Linked DNA regions of Mus musculus: regions 1 and 3 are each linked to region 2. The links are chromatin loops, found by intact Hi-C in ENCODE. Cell type or tissue: gastrocnemius. All regions are shown on one strand. Each heading gives the region's core, and the rest is flanking DNA. Links, peaks and the distances in the headings are about the cores only. Region 1 overlaps Pdlim5 (PDZ and LIM domain 5). Region 2 holds the start of Gbp3 (guanylate binding protein 3). Region 3 overlaps Pdlim5 (PDZ and LIM domain 5).

What was found. Peaks named below come from ENCODE experiments on the same cell type or tissue, not always from the same donor. Only the 100,000 strongest peaks of a DNase experiment are listed, where the experiment ranks them.
Region 1: a loop joins it to region 2, with 2.9 times the contacts of the local background. A loop is called at or near these places in 3 of 42 quality-filtered maps.
Region 3: a loop joins it to region 2, with 2.4 times the contacts of the local background. A loop is called at or near these places in 3 of 42 quality-filtered maps.

Annotation. Positions count from the first base shown.
Region 1 is chr3:142,280,499-142,287,720 of GRCm38, forward strand. The region is part of intron 7 of Pdlim5 (PDZ and LIM domain 5); the gene reads right to left. Among named protein-coding and RNA genes, the nearest start is that of Pdlim5, 110 kb to the right of the region's middle. In gastrocnemius, for the core only: a CTCF peak has its summit at 2,393 (motif pointing right); a DNase peak (open chromatin) is centred at 2,393; H3K4me3 peaks cover 673 bases; H3K27ac peaks cover 272 bases.
Region 2 is chr3:142,556,818-142,564,039 of GRCm38, forward strand. Gbp3 (guanylate binding protein 3) reads left to right here and starts at 3,539. Exons shown (of 11, transcript NM_001289493.2): 1 at 3,539-3,873; 2 at 4,923-5,118. The coding sequence starts at 4,947. In gastrocnemius, for the core only: a CTCF peak has its summit at 4,021 (motif pointing left); a DNase peak (open chromatin) is centred at 3,988; H3K4me3 peaks cover 2,174 bases; H3K27ac peaks cover 1,512 bases.
Region 3 is chr3:142,271,319-142,278,540 of GRCm38, forward strand. It overlaps Pdlim5 (PDZ and LIM domain 5), which reads right to left. Exons shown (of 13, transcript NM_019808.3): 8 at 6,499-6,683. Among named protein-coding and RNA genes, the nearest start is that of Bmpr1b, 110 kb to the left of the region's middle. In gastrocnemius, for the core only: a CTCF peak has its summit at 3,929 (motif pointing left); no DNase peak of the experiment used is centred there.

The DNA.
Region 1 (7,222 bases), core at 1,066-3,565, 280 kb before region 2:
ATTCCACTGAGTCATGCTCCTAACTCTACACCCTGTCTCAAATATCAAAATATGTGCTTTGTGTATCGCCGCTGATAAAAGGCAAAGCACGGACTACTAATGTTCCCTCTCACAGGGTTCCCAGAGAGCTTCTTTCAGGCTGGAGCTGCAGGTATTACCTATGTGATGATGACCAAGGAACTCTGAAGGAGTAGAGTCACATAACATCCCATCCAGTTCTTAAAGTGTGGTCCAACTAGACTCAAGAACCTAAAATTTAAACAACTTCAGTGTTTTCCCTTAGAAATGGTCTGCTCTCCCTGACACCAACTTAAACACTTTACTAACTACTGTAGAACTGCAGTGTAGCATAATGAGAAGCTCTGTAATGCTGGGTAGCCAGAGACTGACAGCTCGTTATAGCCGACCACCACTAGCTACAGTGGTAGACGTTTACTTTGCTACTGATTTTACATTTGACACAACATATGTTCTCTGCCTGACTCACTGAGATTACACATTTAGCCAACCCTGGGCTATTTTTATCTCTGTATTATGCTTAGTAACTTCTGGGTTAACCATTAATTTTCTGTAATTATTTCTGATTTTCTATAGTTTGGCTCTGGAAAAGCTTAAGTGGTTGCCTGTGGCACTATGGGAAGTGGTGTACCCTTGAGGAGGTGAGCACCATTGGGAGGCAGTCAGGTGATAAGCAGTGTGCCCTTACAGATAGCATGGGGACCCAGCCCCTCCCCTTTCCTGCCACTGTGAGGTTAAACAGCTCAGCTCTAACACATGGTCCTGATCACAGGCACAAAAGCAATGGAGCCAGGCAACCACACACCGAAACCCCAAACCACAAGCCACAACAATCCTTACCTCTGCACAAACTGCTTATCCCATGTATATTATCACAGCAATATAAAGCTGAACACATGCATTTAGCACATACAGTAAAAATTAAATAACTTTTCAAGTAAAATTCTCATGCATATGGACTATAAGATAGTAGTCAGCCATAATAATTATATTGCTTTCCATCTTTTAAAAATGCATGGATTATTAATCATTTGACTATGGTACTGCAGCTGTAGCCATGTAATAAAAGCCCAGATTCCACTACAGTTTAAATATTGGCAAAATTATTCATGACCTCATACCAAACATCAAGAGTGCTATTAAAGACATCGTAATGGATTAGAAGGTGAGCGACAGGCCAATGAGAGAGCATGCATGGGCTTGGGCACTGCATTGAAAGTGCAGCTAATTCAACACAGCTTACATCAGTCCTGCAACCTTTGCATCTGGCCTGTTACATCATAGTGTGCTGTTAGAGGAAACAACCTTCCACAAGCCATGGTCCCTCCATAGTACCTGCTCTTCTTAACGTGGACAGAGCCACTCGACTCCTCAGAGGACTGAAGACAGGAAAGAGCTAGAGGCTTGGGGACAGTGCTGATGCACAGTGCATCCAGAAGAGACTGGGAGTTTTCAGGGCCGAAGAGCCTGGCAAGCATTCAGAGAGGAGCGTCAGTGACAACTTGCAGTGTCCACAAAAGAATGCCCGCTTTCAGTCTACGGTCTGAGACATCTCCTTTAGGAGTGAGAAAGAGATGGGGAGGAGGGAGACAAAGACAAAGCAAAGCAGTGGGGAGGGTGAATAGAAGCACCGAGATTTCATTGTATTGTTTGGCTTGGCCGGATGGCACACACCTTTAATCCCAGTACTTGAGAGACAGAGTCAGGCCGATCTTCCTTTCTGTGAGTTTGATTTAAAACAGTCTGGTGTACAAAGTGAGTTCCTTGGACAGCTAGGGCTATGCAGAGAGACCTTTTCTCAAATACAAAAACAACTAAGGAAATTTTTATTACAGTCATGCAAGGCTAGCTTTCAAAAGCATTTAAGCCAGGCGTGGTGGCGCACGCCTTTAGTCCCAGCACTTGGGAGGCAGAGGCAGGCAGATTTCTGAGTTTAAGGCCAGCCTGATCTACAAAGTGAGTTCCAGGACAGCCAGGGCTATACAGAGGAATCCTGTCTCGAAAAACTAAAAACCAAAAACCAAAAACCAAAAAAAAAAAAAAAAAAAAAGCAAGCATTACACCTATAAATGTGAAATAGTATAGAAGCAAGGCACATAGAAGGGCTGTTTCACGGAATAATTAGGCTTTAATTCACCAATGTTGTGGAATACGATAGCATCATCAGAAATTTAATTTCTACCTGACTCAGCCTCAGCGACAACTGAAAGCTATAAACTCTAAAGTCTGTAGGAACATAATACATGATAGTGAGCACAACTGAGAGATACGAATAGTGGGAGCTGTGAAAATGGAGCCATGGCTGCTTTTCAAGAACATTCTCCAATCCTGTGGATTTACTCACAGCCTGTGTGACACGCATACGACACAAGGGGGAGCTCACTACAGAACCCAGCCTCTGAACACTGGAAGACGCTGGGACCACAGACATATACTGCACACATAATTCTACCTGGTTTTCGCAGCGAGAGCAGCAGACACAGTGGCAGCCGCATCACTGACGACTACAGCACTGTATCTAGTAGGAGGGGAGAAGGCAGGAAAGTTTCCAAAGCCTTCCAAAGCACCTTCTACAGTTCTTGTAGACCTGCTTACACTTGACAGGGAAAAAAAGACAGGGGGAAGAAAAAATGAAAGTAAGAAAAGACAGCAGAATAAACACAAGTCGGCACCTATTCTACATCAGTATTTAGACATGAAGGTGAGCCATGTAAAGGAATGACAGTTATTTAGGTCACTTACTAATTATATCCGAAATTTCAGACATTTAAATTTAATGCGTAAGCCTATGACTGTTTTTTCATCAAGCACAATGTAATGTCAACCACATTATATATCCCATATATCATATATATACATAGACAACCAAGAAGAAAATGAATCTGAAAATAAAAGCTGCGATTCTGTAAGCAGGGATAAGGGAATTTTTCTTAAAAAGTTTTTACATAAGACGAGCTGTCTGGGAGTAGACATATACCTAGTTCATGGCATTTTCATGAGATGTCTTAGAAGCAGAACTGCCTACATGTTCAGAAGCAACAGCATTTATTAACATGAACAGGAAATAACTTTAAAATAATATAGGGTTGAGCTATTCTGGGTGGTAAGAATCTATGGAAAAGTTAAACAGTTTTCAAGAATATAAATAATCAAATCATCTTCTCAGCAAAATCCCACAGTTCTATTTTGACTTAGCTGTGTAGGTTTTTAAATGAGATAAAATTTCATATTCAGAGGTGTCCTTATGACCTAAAATACTTATTTTTTTCTTTCTTTACAAATAGTAAAATATCTGGGAAAGAATTTACAGTCCATCACTATGAATGCAGGACTCTCAAAACTGGTGATCAAGATTTATTGAATTTTTTTCTATTTAAATAGGATAGTCTAAAAACATGGAGTGGGATTTTCTTCTTATCTTCCTCTATGGATTTAAGTTACTAATAATAACATCGCTATAGCACTGTAACTACTTTTTGGTTTAAAAAGTTGTGACAATGGCCACCTCCAACACGCGATGAGGCCAAGTCCACAAAGGTTATTAAGAACCTGCCTCCACTGATGTGATTACATGAATCACAGGAAGTCAGTTTTAACAGATCATATAGAAACAAAGGTGATCTGCATATCTCTAATCGGAACGTATGGCTATGTGTACCGCTTTCAGTGCAGTGAGGACATGTGAGTGAGCGCTAGGGTGAAGAGCAGGTACCAAGAGATTCAATGTGTGGGTCTCTCAGTCTCTCCTGTCTTTGAGTCAACGGTTACTATTGAGGGAAAGTGAATAAGAAATAGAAACCAGGTTTAAAATAATCAGCTAAAAATGTAACGGTAAGCCATTCTGTAGTCCAGGAAAAGAGGAAATTAATGAAGTTCTACCCTCCAATGGTTAAAAAAATAATAATAAATATGAAAGAACCATCAATGTCGTGCAGGTCCTTCTCTATCATCTAAGAACATGTCTGTCTGCAGCATGAGCTCTCTCTCTGCTTCTCTTCTTTCAGAGGTAAATGACTGAACTGAAGAGACTAAAGGCAAACTCAGGAAGTTAATTTAACATATCTCAAAGTGAATAAACAAAAGACACAGACTTCTTCATTCTGTATTAGAAGTTAAAAACTAAACCAATGCATAAATAGAATATAAAAGCAGACTAAAGCAGTGTTCTGAGGCTAAGCATGTTAATGACATTAGCTCCTCAATCCACAACTGTGCTCCCATTTTCAGTGAGTTTAGTAGTTACATTCATCACCAGCACTGAAATGGAAAAAGAACTCTACCTAGAGTAAGTGGCTGCTTCCTTAGAAACTATGGCTACTTGACTATGAACTTTTAACAGCTGGGGAGCTGCAGGTGGGTGTGGTCCGTTCTTAAGGGGGTCTTCCAGAGAACTGTAAAACCTAAGTTTTCAGAAGTAAAAAACAAAGCAAAGGAAAGATTAATGTAAAGTTGAGACTATGTTTACCAGGCATACTGTCATTTAAGTGTCAGTAATTCATATCTAGGAATACTCTAATTGGTTCTTACTTCTAGCTCTGTAGCTGCAAACCTAACCCTCAGCACCCAATATAGGCTATTCTCCCAAATCACTCACCATGGCTAAACCCATGTGATAATATAGGCTATTCTCCTAAATCACTCACCATGGCTAAACCCATGTGATAATATAGGCTGTTCTCCCAAATCACTCACCATGGCTAAACCCATGTGATAATATAGGCTATTCTTCCAAATCACTCACCATGGCTAAACCCATATGATAATATAGGCTGTTCTCCCAAATCACTCACCATGGCTAAACCCATATGATAATATAGGCTGTTCTCCCAAATCACTCAACATGGCTAAACCATGTGATAACAGATGATGCTTAAAGGGAAAGGTGGCCGGAAAGTCCCATTCACTGATTACACGGCTTTGAATTACTTAAAAAAAAACTCCAAGAACTTAATAAGGTGTCAACATTTCACATATGATACAAGGAATACATGGAATACAATACATGGGATTTGGACCACCTCTGTCTGCCCTTACTGTGTGCACTGGTTTGGGTAGGTACTGCATTGTTGTAGAACTGAAAGCATAGGGACGGTATAAATGGTGATGTATATAAAGGAAGTAGTGTATCTAGTCATACAGCCAACAGTTGCAAGCAGCTGTGGGGAATTTTTTTATGTAATTAAACTTTTTATAATAACACTTCCATACAATGTATTTTATTGATATTCTCAATTGCTACACATCCCCTTTTAACACTCTACAATTTATATAAATACTTGTTATAAAGATGTTCTTTGATCAAAGTCCCCCAAGTATCTCCTTGTACTCCTCTTTCCCAAATCTCTCTCCTGTTTCCATGTTCTGTTGTCATTGACTTTTCATTCTTTTTAAAATGTATCTATGCCAATTTTTCTTTAGCCTGCAACATTAAATTCAGAAGAAATATTAGCAGGTAAAGAAAAGATGAAAACACAAAACGTTGGTTTCAAAGCAAGCAAGCACCAAATATAACATTGGGAAGATTTACAAGAAAAATACAAAATTGCCCATTTTCTTAAAAACCCATATATGGAAAAAATAGAATTGGTCAGCCATATTTCACTGATTCTTATATGGAAAATGTAAATGTAAGGTAAATAAACAGAAGAGGAGCGCTTGTATTGCTCCTTATTTAAAATTGATCATCTCTGTAAAAATTGCAACAACCTGAGAAACTGCCATATAGAGTTAAAGTACCATGAGAGGTAGAGGCAAAGCTAGACAAAAGTATACAGCACAAGTTAGTAACCTAGAGCCCAGCGACCATAACCAGCCACCAACTTATTTTACAAAGACTACAAACTAAAAATACTTTCCATATTTTTACAAAACTAAGAATATTTCCCATGATTTCCCTCATGCAAAGTACATAGCATATTTTGGTACATATACATAAAGTTTTATTGGGACACTATTAAGCTCATTCATTTATGTATATATGTCTATTAATAGTATGTGGAGAGTTGAGTAATTATGGCACACTAAATTACCCACAAAATTCAATGTGTTTGTGATCTGGACATTAATAAGCCAGAAAGGAAAAAAGAGAAGAGAGGGAGAGGGGGAGGGGGAGGGGGAGGGGGAGGAGGAGAAAAAAGAAAAAGAAAAAAAAAAGAAAAAGAAAAAGAAAAAGAAGAAGAAAAAGAAAGAAAAGGGGTGTAAAGGTGCTGAGCTGGTGAGCTTTGTCCCAGAGAAAGAGAATAGCGCATACCTTTTGTACTGTTATGTTAGGTTTTGTGTGTCAACTAGACACAGCTGGAGTTATCACAAAGAAAGGAGCCTCCTTTGAGGAAATGCCTCCATGAGATCCAACTGTAAGGCATTTTCTCAGTGAAACAAGGGTGAGAGGGCCCATTGTGGGCAGTGCCATCTCTGGGCTGGAAGAAGCAGGCTGAGCAAGCCAGGAGAAGCAAGCCAGTAAGGAACATCCCTCCATGGCCTCTGCATCAGCTCCTGCTTCCTGACCTGCTTGAGTTCCAGTCCTGACTTCTTTTGGTGATGAGCAGAGATGTGGAAGTTTCCTCCCCAGCTTGCTTCTTGGTCATGATGTTTGTGCAGGAATAGAACCCTTGCCTAAGACAGCTATCATAATGCTCTTTAAAGTACAAGCCTTGAGACGTGTTGCTTAGATCTTCCAGCACCAATGTATGGGTAGCTGACTCTTCTAGCTGTTCTCCAGCATTCTCACTGAGTGCTTCCTCTCTCTAGCTTTCTATTTCTTCTTGAAACAGATCAAACTCTGCTACTTCTATGTTTCATTACATCTGAGTATCATACCTCACTTGATTAATTTCTAAGCATTCCTCTCACCTCAGTTTAAAGGAACCTCCTCTGTGATATTGTCACTACTACATGTGTTCATAACACTTCTGTCTTCTTGCATGCAATGTCTTATTATTATATTGTACTATTTGTGATTAATTTGTTTAAAGTCAAGACTCTCACTAAACAAAAAATTTCTTGAAATCAGAAACCATAATATAGACGGATACAAAATTAAATATAATACTTATCGTAAGTTAAATATTTACTGACTGAATTAGTGAAACTTCCTGTTTTCAAATACAGAGCTCATGATAATGTGTATACGTTTGTCTTAGAGCATTTGTAGCTAAGCAAACATTATCTAGGAAAGGACACATGATCAAAGAAATGACTAGCGTTA
Region 2 (7,222 bases), core at 2,877-5,376:
ACCACAGGAACTGTTGGCTAGTGGACTCTGTCATTTTTAAATAATATAGCTGCTCCCACACCCCAGGCGTTCTCATGGCCTATTGTTTATTCCCCGGACTTCTGTCTATGTTGACAGCTAAGACAGAAGCTAGAAAAAGCTTTCACAGATGTAACCTGCTATCTCTTTACCTACACTCAGTTTCCATGAATCGAATGCTTCATATTTCCTCTTCTTGCTATGCCACTGTCCTAATATTATCTGAGTTTCTATAAATTTACCTAACTCTAATAAAACATTCCGCTATACAATCCACCTTTTTAATCTTGTTCCTTCTGCTCCACAAAAGGCTCATCTTAAAGACTGTTCATGTGGTTAATTCATGTTATCTCTTTTATAAACTTATAAGCTACAGGACACCCACTCAGATCTACTTCACATGGGCCAAATAGGCTCCATCCGACAAGTGCATCTGCCTAACTTATTCCAGAGGGTGGGATACCTCTTGATTTCAAATGTACACCTTAATATCTAAAATTTTTCTATCTCCCAAACATACTTAATCTTATTCTCTACCTATAATGTGCTTCAACATCTTGTCAAGTCCAGGCACTTACTACACCCAGGACAGCTCCTGAGAAGCAACCTTCAGACGCTCCCATCTCCTCTCAGACACAGTCACTTCTGGACCTATTCCTTCTGACCTGTCCTCAGATGGCTCCACAGACCCTGGACAGCAAGGAAACAGCCAACTCTCCTAAGACTGGACAAACATCCCCTGTACCCATTCTTCTGGGTTTCCCAGAGACATGTTGCCCCAATGTCAGCATGAAGCAGCCAGATACAACAACCCTATTCCTGATTCGCCATCACCTCTTTCTAATTTTTTTCTAATTCTTATTTATTTATTTTATTTTATTTTTATTAGATATTCTCTTCATTTACATTTCAAATGCTATCCGCTTTCCTAGTTTTCTCTCCAAAAGTCCCCTATACCCTCCCCCTGTCCTGCTCCCCAACTTACCCACTCCTGCTTCCTGGCCCTGGCATTCCCCTGTACTGGGGCATACAATTTTAGCAAGACCAAGGGCTCTGCTACATATGTAACTAGAGACACAGCTGGGAGGCGGGGGTACTGGTTAGTTCATATTGTTCCTCCTATAGTGTTGCTGACTCCTTCAGCTCCTTTGGTACTTTCTCTAGCTCCTTCATTGGGGGCCCTGTGTTCCATCCAATAGATGACTGCAAGCATTCACTTCTGTATTTGCCAGGTACTGGCATAACCTCACAAGAGAGAGCTATATCAGGGTCCTGTCAGCACAATCTTGTTGGCATATGCAATAGTATATGGTTTTGGAGTTGTTTGTGGGATGGATCCCCAGGTAGAGTAGTCTCTGGATGGTCCTTCCTTCCATCTCAGCTCCGAACTTTGTCTCTGTAACTCCTTCCATGGGTGTTTTGTTCCCCATTCTAAGAAGGAACAAAGTATCCACACTTTGGTCTTCTTTCTTCTTGAGTTTCATGTGTTTTACAAATTGTATCTTGGGTATTCCAAGTTTCTGGGCTAATATCTGCTTTTCAGTGAGTGCATATCATGTGTGTTCTTTTGTGATTGGGTTACCTCACTCAGGATGATATCCTCCAGATCCATCCATTTGCCTAAGAATTTCATAAATTAGTTGTTTTTAATTTCTGAGTAGTACTCCATTGTGTAAATGTACCACATTTTCTGTATCCATTCCTCTGTTGAGGGACATTAGGGTTCTTTCCAGCTTCTGGCTATTATAAATAAGGCTGCTATGAACATAGTGGAACATGTGTCCTTATTACAAGTTGGAGAATATTCTGGGTATATGCCCAGGAGAGGTATTGCTGGATGTTCTGGTAGTACTATGTCCAATTTTCTGAGGAACCGCCAGACTGATTTCCAGAGTGGTTGTACAACCTTGCAATCCCACCAGCAATGGAGGAGTGTTCCCCTTTCTCCACATCCTTGCCAGCATCTGCAGTCACCTGAATTTTTGATCTTAGCCTTTCTGACTGGTGGCCAGCTTCTACTTCTCTACTCTTTCCTTCTCTATGCCTTTCTCTGCCTCTGCTACTCTCTTAACTCCCCTCCCCATGTCCTTGTGTAATCAGTTGAATGGAGCAATTTGTATATGACCCTTCTGTTTCTCACTGTGGGATGTAAGGATGGAATAGCTGGACTAGTGAGAATATGAATGCCATGGGTAACTCTGTACCTTTCACTCACTTGTCGGTCCAGTAGGGAGATATAGTTTTTTCTTATGATCAAGGAAGGAATAAAGCACAAATTGATACTCATATGTATTATATAAGGACTTCAACCTAACCAGCCTTAAAGGATAGTTAATGATAACTTGTAGCAGTTAATAATAAAAGCATATCTGTTGTAGCTCACCTGGAACTCTATTAACTGAAAAGTCAGTCTGTCTATGTCTTGTTTTTAATGTTGAAAGTTTGCTTTTTGCATGAATTATTTGAAAGTAGTCTATACATGAAGTACATGAAGTAGTCTGAGCACAGCCAACTTAGCATACATGAACCCCGTCCCACATATTGTATATATATTTTGAGACAAAATTTTCATGTAGCCCAGGCTAGCCTCAAGCTTAATATATAGCTCAGAATGGTTCCCCTGCCTCCACTTCCATGGCCAGTTCACATAGACAATATTTTAAATAATTCATGAAAGCAGGAAACTTTTATAGAACAGATTTTTTTTACTTGTGATTTTATGTCAGAACTCAAAAAAAAATCAGTATTGGGAGGATTTGGAAGTTTGGATTTGTAGATTAGGAATGAACACTTGTGTTGGACAAATGGCAAACAAAGAAAGAGAGTAGTTTGAGACATCCCCAGAAAGACAGGCAAAGCATACTGGGAACTTCCTGTCAGTCAGAGTAGAGAAGGAACAGCCCAGAGTTGTTAGCTCTACTGACAGACCTGACTGAATCATGCATTGTTCTTGCCAAGCAAGCTGCACTGTAAACAGTGGCCATCTCTATAGTTCACCATCTTTATAACACTTTGGTTAAAGACTCTAACAGGGAGCTGACAGCAGATATGCACTTTAAGGAAACTGGGGACTTGTTTTCCTTTAACAAAAAGGCTAGGATACCCAGGGCTTGAGCAATCATCTTTGACTCCCTAAACAAAGCTGGTTCATGTCAGGACACAGTTTCAGTTTCTATTTCCCAGATCCCTGGAAAACACAAGAAAGGGAGGAGAAAGGGCTTTTCTGCTGGGGGGAAGTCCAGTCGTCGCCTTTGGCTCGAATTCACAGCCTGAGTTCAGGTTGTATAATGACTGCTATTTTCTCCTGCTGCATCTGAGGGAGCATTTCCTCTGAAATGTGTGGAGGGAAAGGAGGAGGCCACACTGCTGATTTAGACTGCAGTCTAAATCCAAGAGGGCAGGGGACCCAGAAAACGCAATGACAATCATTGATTAGTAGTGTTCCCTGGTGAGTACTACAGACAGACTTGTGTGCCAAGTGTGATTCTGTTTTCTCCTTTTTTTTTTTTTTTTTTTTGCATCGGTGATGGAACACACTGTAGGAAAGAAAAAAAGTCTCAATCTGCAAGATGTGGCGGGGTGATAACTGCAGAAAGTTCGGGGGGATCTGGGAAATTCCTCAGCTCAGCTGAGGTCACAAATTCTGTTATTTTGTTCAAGCCCTCAACGACTGACTGAGTCATCAAGCAAGGAGCATGGTTTCGATTTCAGTTCCTTTTATCTCAATTTGTGTTTGGGCGGCTGTTACTTTGCCACTTCTAACAGTGGCTGCTCCAAGGAGCCTGGAGCAGTAGGAAGCTCAGGGAAAGAACTAAGTTGGCTGAGGACTGTCCCTGTTACAGAGCCAGTGCCTGGGTGAGTAACCACATGTGTTTCTCTCAACAGACGCTGCCGGCGAAATTGCCAGGACATCTCCATTCTGGGGTGGCAGACTCACCCTGGTGGGCAAGCCAGTGCAAGCTGCAGACCTCACAGGGTCTTGTGGCCATTTGCAGAGCGCCACCTGGCGGGCCAAGCGTGCATGTACTGCTTTTCTTGGGTCTTCATTCAATAACCCCTCTGGCTTGGGAGACAATGACCAAGGCCCATCCTTGGTGGTGAGAGCCTGGTACCCAGGAGCCAAACTCAGTAGTACTGCAGCCTCTTGTAGGGTAGCTTCCCCCAGTTTGCTTCCTTGTGTCCGCAATGTTTTCTTGATAGCAGACATCTGTCCTCAAAGGTGTCACTAAGAGGCTTCATTTTATCTTATTTTGCTGGAGTCAGTCCCTGTTTTATTTATCTGAATTCAACCTCCAATGTCCCTACCTCGCTCTATACTTACTTTATTCTAAGGCGTGTGTGGGCGCACGGGCACGTGTGTGTGTGTGTGTGTGTGTGTGTGTGTGTGTGTGTGTGTTCATTTTCTGCTTCGTTTTCTCTCCCATTTGAACAGAGGCTCACCAAGGTAGGAAATTGCACTCATTTAGTTTATTCTTTGATAACAGCCACCTAAGGCAGTGCCCAACACACACCCGGCAAACTTCTCATACTGAAACAGACTTCAAATTCTCTCAGAATGCCAGGAAACCTTTCTACCCACTTTGCAACTTTGCCACGTGCGTTTTTGCCTCACCCGCTGCAAAACCCGAGTGCTCTCAGTCTCAGACATCAGTGTTGTTGGCTTTCTCATGTTATTTTTTAAGAAGCCGGAGAATACTTTTCATAGTTCAAAGAAGAATCGTGATATATTCTATGAGAAATACTGTAACAGGTTTGGGAAGGCTGAGTTCATTTCCCACTTTAGAAACATACAGAACTTGAGATACGTGTTGCGCAAACAAAAACCGACATGTGTCTGCCTTGGGTGATGACAACAGACGATTTTAAGATCCCATATTTCAGTGAGCGACTGTTCTGGGTTACAGGGTTCTGCAGCTTCCGAGTGGACCATGGAGGCACCCATTTGTCTGGTGGAAAATTGGAAAAATCAGCTGACAGTAAATCTGGAAGCCATAAGGATTCTTGAGCAGATAGCACAGCCTCTGGTGGTGGTGGCCATTGTTGGTTTATATCGTACAGGGAAGTCCTACCTCATGAATCGTCTTGCAGGACGGAACCATGGTGAGTGTCCTTGGGGTGTATAGGGATAATTTCCTTGGACTAATGTAGAGCTGAGCACACTTTTCTAGGGTGATCTCGTGGAAAAGTCTGATCCCTCTTGCTGTGGTCATAAAAAGATAAAGAATATAAGAATACGTTCTGGTGGGGTGTGGGGGAAGGTGGGGGACTCTGTGGGCCCATGCCGAGGCATCCCTTCTCCCTGAGAGACCAGCCACACAACAGTATAGTGTAGAATACAGTTTATTCGGGGCATGGGAAGGGGAGTTAAGAGGGTAGTAGAGGCAGAGAAAGGTAGAGAGGAGAGAGGAGAGAAGTAGAGGCTGGCCATGGTCACATGGAGAGAGGGGAGAAGGGAATGGGAAGAAAGGGGGAGTAAGGGGACAAGAGGCAAGAGAAAGGAGAGAGAGAGAGAGAGAGAGAGAGAGAGAGAGAGAGAGAGAGAGAGAGAGAGACCAAGCAGTCCCTTTTATAGGGCCAGGCCTACCTGGCTGTTACCAGGTAGCCATGGGGAGGAGCAGACCTGGCTGTTGCTAGGTATATGTGGGGGTGGACTCCAGACAGAATACCAGCACCTCTCACAAGTGAAAATTCCCCTTCTTGTCATAAAATTTATAATTTCTTAACCCATGGGGGAAAATTAAGTTTTTCTGAGTATTAATAGTTTCCCAACTTCATCAAAAGACTTGCCTCAGCTTTCCTTTTGATCTCCGCTATTCTGGCCTGATCAGCAGCTGAACCAAAAGCATCCATTCTCCCTTCTGTACCTTTGCCCAAGCCACAAGCACATTTCAAGTATGACTATTGTTCCACCTGTTCTATTGAAAAATAGATAGGCTGAAGGATGTGTAATATGGTCCTTATATATCCTACATCCAAACTGGACTATCATCCTGTCAGGGTGTGGGGTGAGGATGTGGGGAGGGTGTTGTTTGTATTTCCTGTCAAACCTTTTTAAAGCTTTATTTTGCTCTATTGTGTTACATATGGCCATTTTCATGCATGGATATAATACATTTGAGCTGCTCTCCCCTCCCAAGCTTCATCCCCATAATCTTTCTTTTTCTCATTTCTTATCTCTCCTCCTGGTCCCTACCATTCCTCAGAGGAAGGGGCATCAAAAAATGAATAAATCTAATGTGCCCATGAGGGACCTGGCAGGAGATAGGAGCCCACTACACCAGCCAGCTGTCCATCATCATGCCAAATGCATGAGCGAAAACATTGGTGATGACACACGTTTGTTTTGATTGGCAGTGCTTGGAGGATTCAAGTCCTCCATAACTGGCCCCAGTGCTTATGGACCTGGTGGGAAAGGCAGCACAGATGAGCAGGAAGCCTATGGCAGAGCTGTGCTGCTCTGTTAATTTCCAGTCAGGCATTAAGAAAGCAACAGTAACGACACCAACAATATCAAAGAGACACAGCCTTCTCCAGTGTTCTTCAAAGGCATACCTGAAGACCTCCACTTGGCCTTGCCTCTTAAAAGTTTCCACAAGGAGTCCCTTCATCATTGTGTGGAGCAAGCCTTGAATTCATCAGCCTTTGGTTGATATTCTAGATCTAAACTCTAGCACCCAGTCATGGAGTAATGGGAGGGCATGATGGTTCAGTTCACAGTGGCATTGTAGGGCAAAGGGAACCAGCATGTGTGAGCAAATGTCTAGGGAGAGGCAGCAGGAATGACCAGGTAGGAACTAAGCTCCTTGTTTGAAAGAAGCAGGTAAGGAGTGAGTGCCGACATGTGGCAAGAGAAACATTGGCTGGAACTACATGAAGGGAACTGTGACCAGATGTGCAGCACTAGGCCCTGGGCACGCTAAAGCTCACCAGGGTCAAAGCCGAGGGAACTCAGGCCACTTATGTGACCATTTGCTGCTGTTCCTCAATTGCTGAACCCCATGTCTTTGAACATCTTTGAACTCAGATCAAAAACTCCAACTAATAAATAGAGTCTAAACTAATTCTATAACACAGTCTACTTTGAGGAGTTGCAAGAATGAGGCAAGAAATCTTTACCAAGTGTTTCTTGAAAGCATCTGTTATATACAAACTAAACTGATTGTCCTTGCTGAAATGAATGACAGCAACCCCTTTCCTTGACACA
Region 3 (7,222 bases), core at 2,863-5,362, 290 kb before region 2:
ATGTGTGCATAAACATTAAAATTTCATTCCTGAACAAAATAAAACTCCACAATAAACAAATATGTTTTCCACTTCTAAGTTGTATTCTTTATTCAAGTGTTTTCTACTCCCTTTCTGCTGCTGCAGAGCTCCACATCTTCTGACCTGGGCCCTGTAATCAGAGGTAACTTTTCTCTGCACATCTGTTGCTGATTTCTATGCAATGTACTGGTGCTTTGTGCTCAAATTTACTATCCAAAGTAAGATGAGCCACATCCCTAATATTCCCACTGTGCTCCACTGTTTGGTCCCTTGGTTACAATGATTTCCTTATTTTTTTAGAGAAAGAAAATTGGGCCATGGTTACAGAATTGCTAATATTTTGAATTACTGGCTATAGAGAGCAGCAAGTAATTACAGTATTGCTTACATTCACCTCCTTTAACTCTTAATTTGATGCTTCAGGAGGCTGGTAGCATGGCCTTGTCCTCAGCGCTTTGGGATTTTTAAATAGCTGCTTTGTCAGATACTGCTTTCACCTTTGTTCAGTAACACTTAAAGAAACCTGAAGCTCATGAAGACTGAACATCATGATGACAAATGAATGTTGTTCCCCCCCCCCCCCCCAAATTACATGAAAGGCTTCAAAATAAGGCATTTGGTCTATGAACTCACCCACTAACATTTACCAAAGAAACTGCAACATACCAGGCAGGTGCTCTAAAGCAAGGGTTAGTATGGTAAACCTTGGCCACACCCTTCAAGGTCTATAAAAACAATTAAAATGAACATAATGAGTTCTATGGTAAAGACACTGCCACAGTTGTACGGATCATGGAGAAAGAATAGGTGCCCAGCCAGAGGCTCAGGGAAACTGGACTAAGCAGGTGATAAATGGTGTCTGACCAGAGGAGTTACAGGGTGGGAGAGCAGGTGGAGCAGCCTGTACAAGGCATGGAACTGTGTGAATAATGGATGTTGGCAATTTTGGCTGGACTGAACTAGAAACACAGGGAGCAATCTTATGAAATGAGGCTGCAGAAGATAGTGGAGAGGAGGAAACTCACTGAAGGCCCCGGGAAGAAGCTACACTGCCTGCAGCAGGGAGCTCCAAACAGCTGCACACAGGGAAGTTCTGTGACATCCACTTTGCTGCTGCAAAACAGTCTAAGTTCTTGATACTGTTATGACAGTGTCAAAGGGTGGAATTTGAACCCTTCCTGTTCTATCTTCTAAGCATGTCAATATGCCAGCTCATATGTTCACAGCAGTGCTGCAGAGGTACTTTAAGATCCTTATTTTAACAAAGAAATTGTAGACTCAAAAGGTTAGCCTCAGAGTTGGGCACAGTGGCACAAACCCATCATCATAGCTGCTAGGGAGGTGGAGACAGAAGCATCATTAGTTTGAGGTCCGCCAGAGTCATACAAGATCCTTCTTGCAAAAAGCAGAAGCATAAAACTGAAAAGGGTAGCCCCGTAGAACTCATACCCGGTGGGGTACACACTACATACACCAGAGCCACCCACACCACACCATACAACTAAGTACAATGGACGATACAGCCTGACGTAGCAAAGCACTGCTTATATTCCAGCAAATTGATCGTTTGTATTCTGTGTTTGATTAGGCTAATTAATGTATTTCAACACAAAATGGCCCTCTGTGCCTTCATGAAAAATATGTTTTACTATATTTGGTAAGACAGTAATATTTTTATACACATATTTGCATCTAGTGATTTAAGTTTACCTAATCTGGTGATCATAACTTACTAGGAATGTAGAAAAACCATTACATAGCAAATTAGGTCACCTACAAAAACACAGGTATATATTTTTAAACTATTACTATTAAATTTACAAAGGTTTAAAAATACTCATCTAACCACTTATTATTTATATATAATATGAATCTTTCACAAATAAAATTTTAATACATAAATATTGAGGCTGTACGATGTAGCTCAGTGGTACGGCATATGCCTGGGATGTATGACGCCCAGGGACTCATCCCTAGCTCTTCAAACAAACAAAAGTGAATTCAATATAGGTTTAAAAAAATCCCAATTCTGATAAATAACAAGAAAAAACTCCATTTTTACGTACGTCCCTAGGTTCTAGTCACTGTTTCTATTTGTGACAGTCATGTGACACAGGCATGAGGAAGTAGGCAGTAACACTGCTGACTTGTTCAAAACTCAACTTGAATTCTACTACTTTTCTATCTTAGTATTCTCATCTAGTCTATGAATTTTAAACATTTTCCATCTCAAACGAGTTATCTTTTTATGACCAGCTGGCAAGTTTTAATGATAAAAGGAAGTGGCACTGACGATGCCTCATGAAAACAGTCCAGTCTAAACTCTAATGCTGCTACATGCACACTCAACTCCTGGTTGTCATCTATTCTAGCGTCACTGTACTCTGGAAGGTGCCGCAGTACTATGCACCACTATATACTATACACTATGGTATACACTCTATACAAGTTCTGCAACACCACAAGAGAAACATCTAATAAAGGCAGAACTTTAGGAGACTTACATAAGTGAAGCACAGGCTTAGAATACACTAGAATGTCTTACAATTTCAAAAAACCTTTTTGGTAAAGTCCCCCCTTTGCTTTCTTTTGAGCTTTTAAGCCTTTCATTTAAAAATACATTACCAATTCAATTAACAAAAAGTACAATATATGTTTTTAAAATCAAGTCTTCTCATGGTATTTTCTACACTATATAGCATAGTAAACACACTTCCTCACCTTTTGCACCAAAGCATATCTGTGTGCTAGCCTTTGAATATTCCCACTTTTTGTATTGTAATATATCATGAAACATGTTTATAAAATTACAGTTCTCATAATATTTTTAAATAGCACATCAAAATACTCTGGAATGTTCTGCCCCATTCTATTTCATTTGGGGGCATGCTGGCTACATACCAAGTTCCAACACAAAAAAATAGTTTTTGTTTTTGAAGAAAAGGAAGTACTTACTATTGACTCTATCATCAAACAATGTATACATGTGCCAAATTATCAGAATGTACCCCATAAAGATTTACAAATATGTCCCAACAAAATAAAACTAAATAAATGCCATCTCCCAGCTATTACACTGATTTCAGAATCAACTGTGTTAATCACAGACTGGAACTTGCTCATTCTGACCATCTTCCCCGACAACTACTGGAGTTATTTTAAAATACTTAGATCAAGTCTGTTTTTCTTTCCGTTGTGGAGAGCAGAGCAAATATATGAACTAACTAGGAAATCAAGCTCTTAGTGGGGCAGCAGCCATGTCCCTGGCTTTTTTCCATGTGAGTCATCATGGCCCAGTGACTTGTGCTGTCAGGTTCTGCTGCCCTTTGACCTGCACCGCTGCTTTCACAGGTGAACTATGAAACTATCAAGAACCACCAACCATGCCCTAGTTCCAAAGGACTTTCACATCTTCATCAGGAATCTCTTAGAAATGTCAAATACTAATACTATGTTCTAAAGGAGTGTCATTTTGCTCTTTTAAATGACATACTTCTAGGTACTGTATGATAGAAACATGAGAGCCTGGAAATTAAGTTTTATTTTTAAATTCTACAAAGTAATATAAACTATTAGAATCTGTCTAGTAAGAAAGTATTAAATACATATTTTTAGGTTCCCAGACTAAAGTGATAGCATTGTCTCAAATGTATTTTTGATTTTGAGTGAAGTGTCATGATGTAATTGAATTACAATTTCACAATAGAAAAAAATTTTGTTTGACAATACTGTTTTATGATATGTATGCTACTAGGTTATAATATTTCTCATATTAAATTACCTATAGTTTCTACAAACATATCATGTTTTAAATGCTAGGCATAAGGCTCATGACTACAGTTGCTGCTTGTCTGATTTGATTATTCTCTTAAGAATCAGAGAAGAAAGGACTCTACCACCCTCTTGTGGTGGTTTTAATGTAATGTTTTTCCCAGGAATTATTTTACAAAGAAAAGAATATTTTATTATGAGTTTTTGAATTATCTAATCATCAGCTACATTTTCTGTCCGGATTTCAGCTTTGACTTAGAAATTAAGCACTTTGTATCTTATAAGACACTGTCCTGTCACATTCCAATTACATCAAAGCCATTTTTTTTTCTTAGTTATTTTGGTACTAAAAACACATGCAAGATAACTACAGCGAGTCCCTGTCACAATATACGGGCTTGAAGTGGATGGAAATAGCTCTATACTGCTATGCTTTATCACTATCTTCCTCCCAAAGAAATCGGTCGTGCTATGGCAATGACCCACAAGTGTCAGAGGCTAGTCTGAACACTTTGCTTCTAGAAATAATTTAGCCCTCTAATTCTTGTAAAGATCTCTATATTATATATAATGGCCTATCTTCTTTCCCTGAAAACACAGATACAGTCAGCCCTCCATTCTGAAGTTTCTATATTGGATAAAAAGTATCTGAGGGGGAAAAGAAGTACTAGCCATCTACAGACTTCTATGTCACATCATATCTCCTAAACAATGCAGCACAGCAGTATGTAATGTAAGCATAGCCCTTACACTACATTGAGTGGGTAGATGACCTCTGGACAGTTTAAAGTAAGCAGAGGATGTGCACACGCTTTGGAGACCCGCTGAGTGTAAGAATTGTCGCATAAGCACGGATGGAGGACTAGCCACTGGATTTTGGTCCACTTCCTTAGTATGCCCATCCGTGGTGGCCTGCTGAACAGCTTCCCAGTGGGGCTTCCTGAGCCTCTTTCGAAACCAGTATGGAATAGTGATGGGCCCAGTCTAGGGTTAGTCTTGTGCATGAAACTGTGGATACTGCTCTTGGTTAACTGGAAGAGTAGGGAGTACACTAAAGACAGGCATAGGTAAAGACTTTCTGAATAGGATTCTGGCTATTTAGAAAAGAAGGCAAACGAATGACAAGCATGACCCTAGGATCTTAAAATGGGTTTGCACAATAAAGAAAATGGTCGATCAAAAAAGAGGTCCCTACAGAACTAAAAAACAAAACAAAAACAAACCTTTTACCAGGATGCATCTAACAAGAGAGCTCATATCTAGAGTAGACAATTCAAAAAGTGAACGTCAAGAAAACAAAAGACCTAACCCCCAAATGTGCTATGGAACGGATCAGGGTTCTCATGAGAAGAAATACAAATGGCTAATAAGGTATTCAACATCTCTCAACCATCAGGGAATACAAATATTATGTCCTTTTCAATAAGGGATTTGTGCCTCTGCAAGTGAGCCTGAGTCAACCTTCCATGTTCTTGGAGCTTCTCCACAGAACCAACAGCATGTACAAACATCACTGTGACATAAAATAAGCAACAAGTCACTGATGAGGGCCTGAGCCAAAGCAATGGGGCAAAGGAGAGAACAGGCGTGATACATACTGTATCGGAGCGCCTGCTGGTATTGGATACTGTGAGAATGAGGAGTCTAGTCTAAAGTTCACAATCTGCTGCTGATCAGAGGGCATACACCATTCCCCAGGGCAGGAAATCACATTTTCAGGCACACTGCATTTGAAATGTTACCAGGACACAGCAAGCATTTCAAAGGCCTTGAGGATACTGGAGATCATCAGACAAGATAGCACATAATCAATAGTTAGGTACTGTAAGGAACTTAATGACACAGTACCCAGGAGAAGGGAAAAGCTGAACTTGGGGTTGGAAAGTCCCAAGGTATAGTCCCATCATTTTAACAGACGTAGTGTGTGTGTGTGTGTGTGTGTGTGTGTGTGTGTGTGTGTGTGTGTGTGTACATGTTCTGTGAAAGCCCAAGGCCAACTTGTGGTTGATTCCCAGGTGCTATCTGTGCAGTTCTGAGCCAGGGTCTCCCACTGGCCTGGGACTTGCTGAGTAGGCAGGTTGGCGGCTGTGGAGCACTAGGGATTCCCTGTCTCTGTCCCCCTGTGATTGGATTACAAGCACATACAGGTGGCTATGCAGGCTTTTTTACATGAGTTCTGGGGACTGACCTCAGACCTTCTGGCTAATGTGTTAGGAATTGACCAACTAAACTACCTCCCTGCTCCTCGCATGGCTATTTCTGTCGTTTACCCATAGACACTGCTTACGTTGGAGAAACAGTAGATAGTTTAGAATTCCTGACTTTTATATATCAGAAGATGGAGGGTCAGAGGGATGAATATTTGTATCTGAAGTTCTTATCTTGAGAGGTGACTGAGAATTCAGCTTTCTTCACTGAGCCTGAAGTGCTATGTGTCAGTATTTAAATACCTCCTTTCCAGTACCGTGTGCTCTTTCCCCTCTTGATTTCTACGTCTCCAGAACAAGCAAAGGGCACGTATGAGGCACACAGGATGCTGCTGAGACATTCGGAAGAGCAAAGCAGCTGCTGAGATTCTTTATAGTTGGTCCTAAATCTTAAATAGTTGAGAATGGTTTTCACTAGCAAAGTACTGTTGTACCTGCTAGAACACATTTCAAACTTCCGTTCTAGAAAAGCCAAGAGTGCGGGACTTCTTTGGAATACCTGCTTGGTTTGGACGCTGCCAGCTAGGTGACTTGACGCTGGTGGATCCTACAGGCTTGAAAGCAGCAGCGGAGCGGAGGCCAGCCACCGAGGGCCTGCTGGAACCTGGGCTCTCGGGGCCCTCAGACGCGCTCAGAGGTGAAGCTCCAGATGACGCCGGTTGCTGAGAAGGCTCCTGGGTGCTACTGTAAGGAAGGAAGGGAACAGCTGTGGTGAGGGGGATCAATCTAGTTCAGCCATGAGCCTTGCTTCTCCAAATCCATTAAAGCTTTAAGGAAAACAAGACACCGGTGGACTTTTATTTTTTAAAAAAGAAAACTCTGAGAGTGGGTTGGGAGAATAGAACTCATGTGACTTTAAGTCGGAAGTGGAACACTGGCGAGGAGAGGAGAGGTGCTGAGTTAGAGAAGTGCAAAGAAGGAAATCAGCAAAACAATTATAATTATAACAATTATAAGGAAGTCTGCTTCCTTACAGGGAAGTAATACACAAATAATTCTGAAATCATGAGGGACTTCCCTTTGTTAAGAAGAAAAAGCAGTTAACTTTTTTTTCTGTATGATGGAAGTTATTTTCAAATAGTCTACAATATGTTATGTAACCAATCCTCACATTGAATTTCCCCTCTCCATCCCTCGTTAACATTTCAAAAGAATCATCAGATCAAGGACATTAGTTGCTGGAGTATCCGTAATAACCTGTATGAAATAGCATCAATGTTGTT